Regions from separate parts of the Homo sapiens genome. Here region 1 is linked to region 2. The links are chromatin contacts, found by Hi-C or POLR2A ChIA-PET in ENCODE. All regions are on one chromosome and are shown on one strand. Each heading gives the region's core, a stretch centred on a gene start or an enhancer-like site at or near the end of the contact. The rest is flanking DNA. Distances are from core to core; before and after follow the strand shown.

What was found. Hi-C counts contacts between places; a loop is a spot of excess contacts on that map. ChIA-PET counts read pairs that join two places held with the same protein, here RNA polymerase II (POLR2A). Pooled maps may share reads with other maps.
Region 1: a loop to region 2 is called in a pooled map, with 7 times the contacts of the local background. The contact joins the enhancer-like site here to the promoter of IFT88 in region 2. A Hi-C loop is called at or near these places in 4 of 50 pooled maps. POLR2A ChIA-PET finds 5 or more read pairs at or near these places in 2 of 52 experiments (MCF 10A and WTC11).

The regions. Positions count from the first base shown.
Region 1 is chr13:21,016,080-21,023,913 of GRCh38, forward strand. All of the region lies in intron 2 of LATS2 (large tumor suppressor kinase 2), which reads right to left. Among named protein-coding and RNA genes, the nearest start is that of LATS2, 42 kb to the right of the region's middle. RefSeq lists an enhancer at 1,485-1,624. Within about 2 kb of position 1,417, at least 12 of the 41 ENCODE cell types and tissues checked have a DNase peak (open chromatin) inside an H3K27ac peak, as active enhancers do.
Region 2 is chr13:20,564,726-20,571,806 of GRCh38, forward strand. IFT88 (intraflagellar transport 88) reads left to right here and starts at 2,432. Exons shown (of 26, transcript NM_006531.5): 1 at 2,432-2,531. LOC105370103 (a long non-coding RNA gene) reads right to left here and starts at 2,304. Exons shown (of 6, transcript XR_941725.3): 1 at 1,951-2,304; 2 at 776-825. RefSeq lists silencers at 2,132-2,541, 2,637-2,825.

The DNA of each region.
Region 1 (7,834 bases), core at 167-2,666, 450 kb after region 2:
CCTGGGTTCAAGCGATTCTCTCACCTCAGTCTCCCGAGTAGCTGAGATTATAGGCACTCGCCATCATGCCCAGCTAATTTTTATTTTTGTAGAGACGGGGTTTCACCATGTTGGCCAGGCTGGTCTTGAACTCCTGACTTCAGGTGATTCACCTACCTTGGCCTCCCAAAGTGCTGGGATTACAGGCATGAGACAGCGTACCCGGCCTATTTTTATTTTTTTTGAGACAGACTCTTGCTCTGTCACCCAGGCTCAGTACAGTGGCGTGATCTCGGCTCACTGCAACCTCAGCCTCCCAGGTTCAAGCAATTCTCCTGCCTCAGCCTCCTGAGTAACTGGGATTATAGGTACATACCACCATGCCTAATTTTTGTATTTTTAGTAGAGACAGGGTTTCACTATGTTGGCCAAGCTGGTCTCAAACTGCTGACCTCAAGTGATCTGCCTGCCTCGGCCTCCCAAAGTGCTGGAATTACAGGTATGAACCACCATGCTCAGCCAGTTCATTCCTTTAAAAACGGCCAGAAAGCTCTCTAAGAGACTTGATATGAAATTTCTTACACTTCACCCCAGCCAACCCCCAGGAAACAGCAGCTCTCTGCTGCAAATACCAAGGCGCCAAGAGCAGCCTCTCAGGCAACCCAGAGCAAAAACCAAGTGCTTTTCCAAACCAAGGGCAGGCAACTGATTTGTTAATTTCCCACTGTGAAATTCATCAGAAAACCTCTCACTAATAAAACTCCACACAACACCTGAACTAACTCTCTTTATCACGGCAGAGTCCTTAACTGCCTACCTTGTTCCTGTTGTTAAGTCCGGTTCCCCAAAGATAAGTAAAACCAACTTGCCCGATCCATGGCCATGCATCTGTTCTCAGACATAAGAGGGATTACAGCATCAAATCACTTATGAGAAAAAAACATTCATAACAACTCCCACAGAGGAAAATATGGCAGAACCGGAAACAAATTCATCTTCATTAGTGCTTCTTACCCAGATTTCTAAGGACTGGGAAGCATCCCAGTGGTGGTTACTGGAGGTGACCAGCCATGAACAAAGCGCCTGGCACTTGAATGGCAGCCAGCACAGTGAAATAAAACGGACGATAGCCATTAATCATCCAACTGTGCAGAAAAAGTTAGCATTCTATCTAGAGCTGTGTTTTACTGATGTTTGGTAGTTTTTTTCTTTTGTACTATGACTCACAATTTCATAAAAACACTTCCCTTACATAGAGGTGATGCAATCCTTTTTCTTTTTTTTGTTTTTAATTTTTGTAGAAATGGGGTCTTGCTATGTTACCCAGGCTGGTCTCAAACTCCTGGCCTCAAGCGATCCACCAGCCTCGGCCTCTCAAGGTACAGGGATTACAGGCATGAGCCACCACACCTGGATGATTCTTTACATTGTTATGTGCAACCCACAAAACTGATTATTTGATCTACTCAAGGATCTTACTGTGTAGTCTGAAAACCACTTCACTAAAAAATGCTTGGGTGTCATCAGCAACCAGTGCCTTCCCTTCAAAAGATGACTCATTTCTTTCTTTTTTTTTTTTTGTTTTTGAGATGGAGTCTCACTCTGTCACCCAGGCTGGGGTTAGTGGCACCATCTCAGCTCACTGCAACCTCCGTCTCCGGGGTTCAAGTGATTCTCCTGCTTCAGCCTCCCAAGTAGCTAGAATTACAGGCGCCCACCACCACACCCAACTAATTTTTATATTTTTACTAGAGATGGGGTTTCACCATGTTGGCCAGACTGGTCTTGAACTCCTGACCTCAGGTGATCCGCCTGCCTTGGCCTCCTAAAGTGCTGGGATTACAGGCGTGAACCAGCATGTCCAGCCTGATTCATTTCTTCATACTAATAATGTGAGACTATCCCTTCAATTAGGTGCCATGGTTTTCTTTATATCCTCCAAATTTAAAGCTACCATATGGAAGTGGGAAATGTGAGGCCAATTTAGTTTCATTCTTCTGAATCAATGTCACTCAGCTTCAGTAACACGTAGGATCACTGGCTAGTTTTGATCTGAGACTTTTAGGTAGAATACATGTAAACTGACAGTTCAAGGAGGTCTCTAAAACCTAAGGCATTCCTTCAGGCAGGTGTAAAATACTTAGAATTCACTTAGAAAGTAAACACTTAATTAAAAAATACTGTATGAAAATAAGTGAAGGCAAGTTTCCTTCAGACTTGGGACAGACCACACTACCCTACACAGGACATTTGTGACGTGGGTGTTGGGCGAGGTATGTGGCAATACTGAGGGGCATGCTACTGTCCATCTGGCAAGATGAGGAGACAAGGGTTGACATGGAAAAACAAAATTCTGCCCTGGGGCAGATGAAAAGTACTGCATGAGGCAGCTAGAGTTCAGAAGGGGAAGGGCTGGCTCCAGCTGGGTCCACCTGGCCTTTGATGAAAGGACAAGCAGGACCACCCTGGCAGACCACACCCTGCTTGCGCAGCAGGTCCAGGAAGACTGTGGTCGCTTCCCTGATGTCCTTCACCCAGGTGCCTGAGAGTGACATGCTGTTTCATACCAAGACTCTCCGAGCCTTCTTTTCTCAGAGTCCCTCTTTTTTTTTTGACACGTTGTCTTGCTTTGTCGCCCTGTCTGGAGTGCAGTGGCTCGATCACGGCTGACTGCAGCCTCCACCTCCTGGGTTCAAGTGATTCTCCTGCTTCAGCCTCCTGAGTATATAGGCATGCAGCACCATGCCCAGCTAATTTTTGTATTTTTAGTAGAGAAAGGGTTTCACCATTTTGGCCAGGCTGGTCTTGAACTCCCGACCTCAAATAATCCGCCTGCCTTGGCCTCCCCAAGTGCTGGGATTACAGGTGTGAGCCACTGTGCCTGGACCCGAGTCCCTCTTTACGACTAATTTTCCTTTCTACTTTTCTGCAGCCACTCTCTCACGCCCCTGTCCTGTAAATGGCCCAGTAGCTCTGTACGTGGGAACCAGACATCCTAAGTTTGAATCCTGGACCAGCTGCTTTCTCCCTATGTGGTCTAAGGGAGTTCCCTAATTACTCTGTATTTCCATTTCCTCCCGTGTACCTAATTTTTAATACATCTTAAGCACGTAAGACAGTGCTTGTTACCTGGTAGGCACCCAGTAAATGTTAGCTATTATATAGTCACAACATACAGCTGAAAGGTTTTAAAAAATGAACTGTACATATTAAATCACTTTGTATTCTCACTTGGATTTGTTATTATTATTATTATTATTATTATTATTATTATTATTATTATTTGAGACAGAGTTTCACTCTTGTAGCCCACGCTGGAGTGCAGTGGCGCAATCTCAGCTCACTGCAACCTCTGCCTCCCGGGTTCAAGCGATTCTCCTGCCTCAGCCTCCCAAGTAGCTGGAACTACAGGTGCACGCCACCACGCCCAGCTAATTTTTTTTTTTTTGTATTTTTGTATTTTTAGTAGAGACAGGGTTTCACCATGTTGGCCAGGCTGGTCTCGAACTCCTGACCTCAGGTGATCTGCCTGCCTCAGCCTCCCAAAGTGCTGGGATTATAGGTGTGAGCCACCGCATCCAGCTGGATTTGTTATTATTTTTAATCTCTCAAAAAAAAAAAAAAAAAAAAGGCGGCTGGGCGTGGTGGCTCATGCCTGTAATCCTAGCACTTTGGGAGGCCGAAGCGGGTGGATCACCTGAGGTCAGGAGTTCGAGACCAGCCTGGCCAACATGGCAAAACCCCATCTCTACTAAAAATACAAAAATTAGCTGGGGGTGGTGGTGCACTCCTGTAATCCCAGCTACTCGGGAGGCTGAGGAAGGAGAATTGCTTGAACCCAGGAGGTGGAGTTCGCAGTGAGCTGAGATCGTGCCACTGCACCCCAGCCTGCGTAACAGGAGTGAGACTCCATCTAAAAAAAAAAAAAAAAAGCCCTAAACTCATTTGTCTTCTCATTGGCATACTTTTCTAGAGAACAGGGAACACATTTTCATGCAAATGGCTCCCCACTTTACGAAAGTGGTTGAAGGAGAGTGGATGTACATCCTTTCCTTTCTAGACAGCTCCTAAAGTCAGTCAGTTCACATAAAATATACCTGAAAACACACCAATTCCCACTGTGACATAGGGAAGCCTGGCAAGATTCTTCATCAAAGCAAGGAGCTTCTGACGTGAGCAAGTCTAGCTCTCCACTACATCAGCCAAGTGAATATCTGAAAGTACACGCCCCCTTTCAGAGCTTGCACGAACAATTCTATTATTATCCTATTATTTGCCATTAAAAGTAATGACAAAAACCTCAATTGCTTTTGCACCAACCTAATACAACCAGAAAGAAAGCCAAAGCCTCACCGCACTGCCTCTAGGCACAGGGCAATTTACCCAGGAAAGTTAGGCCAGGAAGTAAACTTTTGTAACCAAAATAGCATTTTTAATTTACAAGACCTTACATCTACTTACTAAGGAAATGTTAAGGGAAAAAAATCACATTAATTCCTCTCGAGTACAGCTAGATGGCCATAAATGTTGTCCTGCTTAAAACACAGGACTTCAGACTGCCTGCATGTAGTCAGAATTCCTGCCATCCATCAAACAGCCAGGCCAGGTCTGCCTCTCTCCATGTAGGGACACTGTCCAGGGGCTAAAAGGTTGAAAATGGCTTTTTTCCACTAGGAAGGCTGTGGGGACATAAGCTGACAACTACCCTACATGGAACAGGCAACCCCGTCATGCAAGCAGGCCTCTCTCCCAAAGGCACCTCCATCCCTGCTGTCATGTGGCACAGATGAGCACACCTACTACGTCACAATGCAGTGTAGCCACGCCAGACTGGACCAAGGACACACTCTTAGCCTTCTCTTCTCTCCAAATTCACTTTATTATCTTTAAGCCACACATCCGTGGTTGGGAAGGTGTCCTTGATTCTTCAAAAATCAAAAGGCATCTCCTGATATGCTGTCTGGGATTTATTTTAAGAGTCTGAGAGGAAGAGAGGTGGGAGGGTTATAGATGAAACAAGACAGGCCGTGTGTGGGTCACTGTCAAAACTGGTCAGTGAGTATCTAGGAGTTCATTATTTCATTGTTTACTTGTGAATATGTTAAACATTTTCCATAATTAAAAGCTTTCTTGGTCAGGTGCAGTGGCTCACACCTGTAATCCCAGCACTTTGGGAGGCTGATGCAGGTGGATCACTTGAGGTCAGGAGTTCAAGACCAGCCTGGCTAACATGGTGAAACCCTGTCTCTACTAAAAATAGGAAAATTAGACGGGTGTGGTGGTGCGTGCCTGTAATCCCAATTATTCAGGAGTCTCAGGCAGGAGAGCTGCTTGAACCTGGGAAGCAGAGGTTGTAGTGAACTGGGATTGTGCCACTGCACTCCAGAGCCCGGGCAGCAGAGTGAGACTCTGTCTCAAAAAAAAAAAAAAAAAAAAAAAAAAAAAAGCTTTGTAAAAGGCATTTCTGATATGCACGTTTAAGTTTCTGGAGAAAACAAAACCCTTTGCCAAGTTCTTACTCCAGTGTGTTTAAATTTCACATTGTTAAGACGTTCAGGTTTCTTGTCAGCATTGCTCAAAGCTGCCCATGGTCAGCAGCTTAATTTTTGAAGAATTGAGGACACCTTCCCAACCACTGATGTGTGGCTTAAAGATAATGAAGTGAATCTGCAGAGAACAGCGAGGCTAAGAGCATGCCCTTGGTCCAGTCTGTTGTGAACAGTGCTGCTCCTGGGGTCCACACTGCAGTTATGCACTGTAGCCCTCACAGAGCCCCAGGGCACCTTTCACAGTGCCACAGAGACCAGTTCTGTCACCAAGCAGCACAGGGTGAAAGCTCCTCAGACTTCTCAAGCTGTTCTGACAGAGAAAAACCAAAAATCTTTACTTAGACTATCTGTTTCCACACTTTCTTCGTTAGAGGAGCTGATTTTTTTTTTGTGACTGAACTGAAAGTATAGTGGGCCCTGGGTGAAATAGAAAGATGAAATAGGAGAAAAGACTATTTTCGTGGGTTCTCAAACTTGTGGAGGAGCTCTGAAAAATACCAATGCCCAGAATCCACCCTGGACCAATTAAATCAGAACTTCTAACAGATGTGTATGTATGCCTGTGTGTGCATACATGTGTACATGTGTGCAACTACGTAAGTGTGTGAATATGTGCATGCATGTGTGCCTATGTGTGTGGACGTATGCATATGTGCGTGTGCATGTATTTGTATGTGCATGTGTGTGTGAGTGTGCATGTGTGTGAATATCTGTATATGCCTAAGTGCATGTACTGAGTCAGGACTGAGAACCATTGCTCAAGGCCATGCATGCACCTAGATGGCCTCAAGTTCCTCAAACACAACCCCCACTAGCCCCGAAAGCCTAAAATCCCTGACATCTCACTTTTGTACTGCACGGTTAGAAGGTTCTTCCTGTATCCTGCAAAGATTGGTCCAGGTGGACCTTGGACCCACTGGCCCTTGTTCTAACCACGCAAAACACACCTTGTCCCTCATTCAAAATGTTTGAAAAGATCAAATGAACTGTACCAAAGTCAGAGGAAAGCTTTTTGTTTATTGTCAGAGTGCTTTTAGGAATCCCGCGTTTACTGCCTGAGCCACAGAAATGTAATACTGAAGGGGGAGAGAGATGAGGACTATGAAGCAAACACACACAAGGCCAATTTAGATATGAGAGTGGGGATTTATGTGTTTTTATAATACTGGAGTGGGTATAAACAGAGCTATCCACCCTGCGAGAGAATAAAAGATCCTCATTATGTTCATAAAGGGATTTTGCAGATTATTTCCTGCTTTAAAGGAAATAATCATGTTTCCTAGAACACATCTATAATCTTCATCATATACAAATAAGCAATAGACTCCCCTTCTTCACTCTCCAGCTGGACGCTTGGGCAAGGGTGTTTTGATTTTCTCTGATTAGCCAGGAAAGGGGGTGTGGGGGAAGCCACCCTCACCCTCTAGTCCAGCCCAGCAATCCCACTGCATGCACCTGCAGAGCCCCAGGGGGGCAGTGTCGCTCGAGCCGGGGACTCCTTTCCAAAGATCGCTCCCGGCATCCATAGCGCTGCATCGAGGGCTCCGGGCTCCGAGGGCTCCGAAGGCCGGGGAGTGGGACCAGCTCCCACACAGGAGACGCAGCTCAGGGCTTCTACATTTCTAGGAATGCTAAAAACCCAATTTTCTTAATTCCTTTTTTTTTTTCTTTTTAGAGATAGGGTCTCACTACGTCCCATCCTCCTGCCTCAGTCTCCTGACACACTGGGACCACAGGCGCTCGCCCCCTCTCCAGGCCCAATTTTCAGTGTGAAAGCTCTTGGTTCTTAAAAGTTGGAAAGACATTTTTAAAAAACTTGTAAGACACCGTGTGGGTAGAATAGAACCCAACTGCAAGTACACGGACCCCTGCACTTCCCGTCCTTGGCCTCTGTTCTCGAGGCGGGGCCAGGACTCTCCACGCTGCCGGAGAGCCCAGACAGTGTCTGAGATTGATGGTCAATAACACAGCAAGGTCTTAGGATTTCAAAAGGATGGGAGGGAGGTCCACCAAATGACACATTTTCTATGACTGGCTTTAAAAAAAAAAAAAAAAAAAAAAAAAAAAAAAAAAAAACAAACCTCGGCCGGGCGCAGTGGCTGACGCCTGTAATTCCAGCACTTTGGGAGGCTGAGCCGCGTGGATCACCTGAGGTCGGGAATTCAAGACCAGCCTGACCAACCTGGAGAAACCCCGTCTCTACTAAAAATACAAAATTAGCTGGGCATGGTGGCGCATGCCTATAATTTCAGCTATTCAGGAGGCTGAGGCAGGAGAATCGCTTGAACCCAGGAGGCAGAGGTAGC
Region 2 (7,081 bases), core at 1,182-3,681:
ATATTAATCAGAATTCCCTACAGAAACAGATCCAATAGGATGCATATTGCAGAGAGAGATTTATTTGAAGGAATTGGCTCAATCAATTGGAGGCTGGTGTTAGATATGAGTTCTAAATTTCTCTTCGAAGAATCAATGTCAGTATGTTCAATTCTTTGTCTTCTACTTTTAAACTTAACTTCTGGCCAGATGCGGTGGCTCACACCTGTAATCCCAGGAGGCCGAGGCGGGAAGATCATGAAGTCAGGAGATGGAGGCCATCCTAACACGGTGAAATCCATCTCTACTAAAAATACAAAAAATAAGCCGGGTGTGGTGGCGGGCACCTGTAGTCCCAGCTACTCGGGAGGCTTAGGCAGGAGAATGGAGCAAACCCAGGAGGCAGAGCTTGCAGTGAGCCGAGATGCCGCCACTGCACTCCAGTCTAGGCTATAGAGCGAGACTCTGTCTCAATTAAAAAAAACAAAACAAAACAAAAAAAGCTTAACTTCCTCGTAAAGCAATCTTTTTCAACTACCTGCTCCACCCTGACTCATTCTGATTACCTGCTCTGCCCTGACTCATTCTCCACCCTGACTCATTCCGATTTCCTGCTCTGCCATAACTATTTTTCCCACCAAACCACTTACCCGGTCACTCTCTTTAAATTAGTCAATCAGAATTAGTTTAGCCTGTGCCGTCTAACCTTAGCCAACAGGGGAAGGACACAGCAGCAGGTGCCACAAGCGTCAGGAATAAAAACCCCTTCGCCTCCCTTGTCCAGGTGTGTGCTCACCATTGCTCCATCTGTGAGGGCGCACCCTTCTATAGAAGTAAATTGCCTTGCTGAGAAGGAAAAAAGAAAATTTTATAGTTGAGTGCTATTTCTTTTGCGGCACCAAAACTTTATTTATAATGCTGGCAAGCCTAAAATTTGTAGGTCAAGTTAGAGACCCAGGAAAGAGCTGAAGGCAGTCTGGGGGCAGGATTCCTTCTTCCTCAGAGGACCTTAGTCTTTTCTCTTATGACCTTCCCTTGACGGGATGAGGCCAACCCACCTTGTGGAGGACCAACTGCTTTACTCAAGTCTAATTTAACTGTTAATCACATCTTAAAAAATACCAGCTATCATAGTACTCCAGAACAAAGGCAGTCAGTGTCTCTGCTCACAAAACACGGGAAAGTGCAGGTGACCCATGGAGAATTGTCCCCCAACACTATGTTTTTTCTTTTTTTGGATGGAGTTTCGCTCTTGTCACCCAGGCTGGAGTGCAATACCACCATCTTGGCTCACTGCAACCTCTACCTCCTGGGTTCAAGAGATTCTCCTGCCTTAGCCTCCTGAGTAGCTGGGATTTATTACAGGCGCCTGCCACCTCGCCGGGCTAATTTTTGTATTTTTAGTAGAGACAGGGTTTCACCACGTTGGCCAGGCTGGTCTCCAACTCCTCACCTCAGGTGATCCGCCAGCCTCAGCCTCCCAAAGTGCTGGGATTATAGGCATGAGCCACTGCGCCCGGCCAACACTACTTATTTTATAAAAACTCATTAATTACTGGTGTCTTTAGACTCCCTCTGTCCCTCCCCTCCATCCCCAACATTTACTTTTAAAATTTAAGACAAAACTTAAACATTAAACAATTATGAATTTAATTCCCCCATTTATATTACATTGATTAAGCTTTACACTATGACCCAGGTTCTAGGTGGTTGGGACACAATGGTTCAATCCCTGTCTAGTAAATAAAACGGACACCTTAAGCGCTACAATCAAGGTGCGCACGGGGTGCTACAGAACAATACGCAGACAGGAGGAGGTGGGGGGAAAGGTGAGACTTCCCAGGCAGGTGTCATCCCAGAATAACTTTTACACAGGGTGACTAAGCGAGTTAGTGACTGCGCGGAAAACGGGCTTCCAAGGTTCACAAGGCTCGTGCTGCGGCTCCGGGAGTTATGTCACAGTAAGCTTACTATCATCCTTTGGGCATCTGCTTTACGGATGAGTTCATCAGGATTTAAAGGATCTTGGTTCCATATCCTTCCCCTTCCTCACAGAGGCCGCCAGCCCGGAGCCCCTCTAGGCCCTCCTCCCTCCTGCATCTACTGGCCGCGAGCCTTTCCCTCCCCGCCCCCTTCACACAGGCCGCCCCCAGCCTCCCAACCCCCCGGTTCCGTTCCACGGGAGGCCCCGGCCTCCCTGCCCTCTCCTCCACCGTTCTACCCGCATCGCCCGGCTTCCCGCAAGCCGCTGGCACCGTCCCCTCAACACCCTCCGCCCACCGCCACTCCCTTCCACTGAGGGGGACCGGGCTGCCTTCTCTCTGACCCGCCGTTCTCCGCCCCCACCCACTTCCCCAGGCCTCCCGCACCACCCCCTTCCCGCCGCGCTCTCTCCCGCCCCCGCGCTTCCGGCCCCGCCCGCCCCCGCGCGGAGGACTGTGGGAGCGGCTTCCTTGGATTCCGCGCTTGGCAACGGCTCGGCGTCGCGCTTTGGCCAACCGCTGCGTCGTCCCTGGGCCCGAATAACTGTCGCCCGCTTCCCTCAGCGTGAGGTAGGAGAAGGGCGCTGGGGCCTAGTGCCTCAGGGCCCCTGGCAGCCGTGCCCCTGCGGCGTCCTGTGTGGCGCATCCCGCCGAGGGCCTCTTCGCCCGTCTCCTGCCCGCCCCTGTCGGCCCCGGGGCGGTCTGAGGCGGGGCCCCAGATGGACTCGGCCTGCCCCTGCTTTTCTTCCTCAGGCTCCCGAGTTGTCTACTCAGAAACGCGGGCGTTGTTTCTCACATCGGTGTCCCCAGCTCACAGGCTTTTCTTGCTCCTCTGAACTGGGACGGGCGTCGCTGACCGCTTGGCGATGTCCCAAGTCCCAGTCACGCCTGACGGGGAAACTTAAAACCCAGTTAGATTACTGCGCCAGCTCTGGAATCGCACAGCAGAGATGGTGCACATCGCTCTTTAATTTTCTTGTTAGGTGAAGCACTTCAAATTGCCTGATGAAAGTTGAATCAGGAATGAAGATAAAAGTACACAACAATGCAGAAAGCGGTACTTAGCCTCACAAAGATGGAAACATTCCAAAAACGTGAAGTACTGTTGTCCCAAGATTCTTTCTAAGCCTAAAATTACACTTTTACTAGTCCGATTTTCTGGTTGTGAGTTTTTTTTGTTTGTTTTTTTTTTTTCGAGAAACTGCAGTAGGCTTCTTGGAAGTAGACCAAGGGTGTCCAATCTTTGGCTTCCCTGGGCCACATCGGAAGAAGAATTGTCTTGGGCCACACATGAAATTCACAAACACTAAGGTAGCCGATGAGCTTTAAAAAAAATCGCAAAAAAGAATCTCATAATGCTTCCAGAAAGTTTACGAATTTGTGTTGGGCCACATTCAAAGCCGTCCTGTGCCACGTGCGGGCCGGGGTTGGAAAAGCTTGAAGTAGACTGTCCATAGTCAGTAGAAGAGTATTAAAAAACATACCTTTCACTTAAAAAAAAAAAAGGTTTTGCCAGCATTTGATTTATATTAAACATAGGTGGCATCATCCCCAGATTATTTCAACATGGAAAAGTTTGTTACATGTATAAGCTGCTTTGGAAATTGCCTGGAGAATCCAGAAACCCTGGGTTGTATAACAACAGTTGTTCTGCCACCCATAGCTATTAGCCATGCTTGATTCCCTTCAACTTTCCTGGCCTCACTTTCCACATCTTTTAATATTTGTATGTTCCACAAGATGTCTATTCAACTAAAGTCTCAAGTCAAACCTTTTAAAAATCTGGTTACAACCTAGCAGAAAGGATTTCTCATTCTAAAAGTTGCTTCCTTCTATAACTTATGTGTCAACTAAGCTGACTTAAATAGGGTTCATAATCAGAAATTATGGTTCAGAATAGTGGTTCTCAAAGTGGTCCCCAGACCAGTAGCCTCAGCATCACTTGGGTTTAAGAACCACTGGTTTAGTATTATCTGAGCTAAAGCTTTTAATTAAAAATATTTTATATATCTTTTACCAGTGACTTTTAATACCTTTTTTTTTCTTTTTGAGACGGAGTCGCACGCTCTGTTGCCCAGGCTGGAGTGCAGTGGCGGCAATCTCGGTTTACTGCAAGCTCCGCCTCCCGGGTTCATGCCATTCTCCTGCCTCAGCCTCCCGAGTAGCTGGGACTACAGGCGCCCGCCACCATGCCCAGCTAATTTTTTGTATTTTTAGTAGAGACGGGGTTTCACCGTGTTAGCCAGGATGGTCTCGATCTCCTGACCTCGTGATCCGCCCGCCTCGGCCTCCCAGAGTGTTGGGATTACAAGCGTGAGCCACGACGCCTGGCCCTTTTAATAACCTTTTGAAGCTATTTTGGAATGCCATTTCTATGTGGGTGACATTTGCCCTCATAGTAGTTAATTTTCATCTTCAAAAAGTAATGAGAAATTAACTCAAAATGGATCAATGACCTAAATATAAGAGCTAAAACTGTTAGAAAAAAAGCATAGGTATAAATATTCTTGACCTTAGATTAGGCAGTTCTTTCTTAGATATGATACCAAAAGTACGTGCAACCAAAGGAAAAATAAATTGTATATCATCAAAATTTAAAACTTTTGGCCAGGCGTGGTGGCTCACGCCTGTAATCCCAGCACTTTGGGAGGCCGAGCCGGGCGGATCACGAGGTCAGGAGATCGAGACCATCCTGGCTAACACGGTGAAACCCCGTCTCTACTAAAAATACAAAAAATTAGCCGGGCGTGGTGGCGGGCGCCTGTAGTCCCAGCTGCTGGAGAGGCTGAGGCAGGAGAATGGCGTGAACTCGGGAGGCGGAGCTTTCAGTGAGCCGAGATCGCGCCACTGCACTCCAGCCTGGGTGACAGAGCGAGACTCCGTCCCAAAAAAAAAAAAAATTTTTTTAAACTTTTGTGCTTCAGAGGATAGTACAAAGAATGTAAAATGATGTACAGAATGGGAGAAAGTATTTGTAAATCATTTATATAATGTTTAGTATCAGGAATATATACAGGATCCTTATAATTCATGTGATAACCTGATTTTTGGGAATGAGCTGGCCGGGCGCGGTGGTTCACGCCTGTAATCCCAGCACTCTGGGAGGCCGAGGTGGGCGGATCACAAGGTCAGGAGATCGAGACCATACCGGCTAATACGGTGAAACCCCATCTCTACTAAAAATAAAAATAAAAATAAAAATAAAAAAATTAGCCGGGCTTGGTGGCGGGTGCCTGTAGTCCCAGCTACTCGAGAGGCTGAGGCAGGAGAATGGCGTGAAACTGGGAGGCGGAGCTTGCAGTGAGCCGCGCCACTGCCCTCTAGCCTAGGCGACAGAGCAAGATTCCGTCTCAAAAAAAAAAAAAAATGAGCAAAAGATCTGAACAGACATTTCTCCAAAGAGATATAGAAATGGATAATAAGCAGATGAAAAGATACTCAACATCATTAGTCATCAGGGGAATGCAAGTCAATACTACAATGAGATACCATTTCATACTCACTAGAATTGCAATAATCAAAAACAGGAACAGTAACAGATGTTGGCTAGGACATGGATAAATTGGAAACTTCATGCATTGCAGGTGGGATGTAAAATAGTGCAGCCACTTTGGAAAACAGTCTAGCTGTTCCTCCAAAAGTTAAACATAGAGTTACTATATGATCCAGCAATTCCTTTACTAGATATATTCCCAATAGAATTGGACCTATATATGCATGCTAAAACTTGTACACACACATTCATAGTGATGTTATTCATAAAAGTCAAAAAGTGGAAACAATTCAAATGTCCATTAACTAATGAATGGATAAGCAAAATGTTGCAGATGTATTTAGCCATAAAAAGTAATGAAATATTGATACATACTACTGCGTGGATGAACCTTGGAAGCATTATGCTAAGTGAAAGAGACCAGACACAAAAGGCTACATATTGTGTAATTTCCTTAATATGAAATGTCCAGAATTGGCAAATCCATAGAGACAGAAAATGGTTGCCAGGGACTGGGGAAAGGGAAGGGAGGCATGGAGAGCTGCTAACAGGCCCCATATTTCTTTATGGGATGATGAAAGTGTTCTGGAATTACATACTGGGGATGGTTGCACAACCTTGTGAATATACTAAAAACCACTGCACCTTGAAAAGTTAAATTGTATGGTATATGAATTATAGTTCAAAAACTAATAATTTTGTTAGTATTTAAAATATATAAATAATTTTTAAAGGTTATGAGAAGCCACATATATGTGGTATTATGCTGAGAAAAAGATTAAGCTGAAAATTTATTTTTTATTTATTTATTTTTATTATTTATTTATTTTTTGAGACAGAGTCTGGCTCTGTCGCCTAGGCAGGGGTGTGGTGGCACAATCTCGGCCCACTGCAACCTCCGCCTCCCAGGTTCAGGCCATTCTCCTGCCTCAGCCTCCTGAGTACCTGGGATTACAGGTGCCTGCTATCATGCCCGGCTAATTTTTTTGTATTTTTAGTAGAGACGGGGTTTCACCATATTAGCCAGGATGGTCTCGATCTCCTGACCTCGTGATCTGCCTGCCTCGGCCTCCCAAAGTGCTGGGATTATAGGCGTGAGCCACTGCGCCCAGCCTAAGCTGAAAATTTCTTAGGAATTTGCTGGTGCACTTAAAATGTACAGGCCTTAAGAAAATATGTATTTGCTTTAAAGAAAATACATTTCTTGAATACTAGCAATACTACATTTCTTGGGTAATTAGCCTTCCTCCACCTCCCACCCCTCAAATTGCCTAAAATATTGACTTGATTTGAATGATACTTCCAGGAATCCTTGCCAGATTCTTTAGTAATTATTAGATTTACAGTATATCTATATGGTAATTTCATTTCTCCCATGCTTCTGTCCAAGTCAAAATGTAGAGATGAATCTTGAAATTTTACATTTTTATTTGGGAAGAAAGAATTGCAGTTTGAGGACCAGGTGGTCTTTGGTATGTCCAAAGAACAAAGAGAAGGTTGGAGGTTTATCAAAAGGAGAAGTGTCATGTAGTGCTCTTTGAGAAAGTTCACTGGAACTAGTGAGGTTCTGGGAAGCTGGCAAGTTCTAATTGGTGGGTAGCTGTGGTGGGCACAATTAGTCCTATAT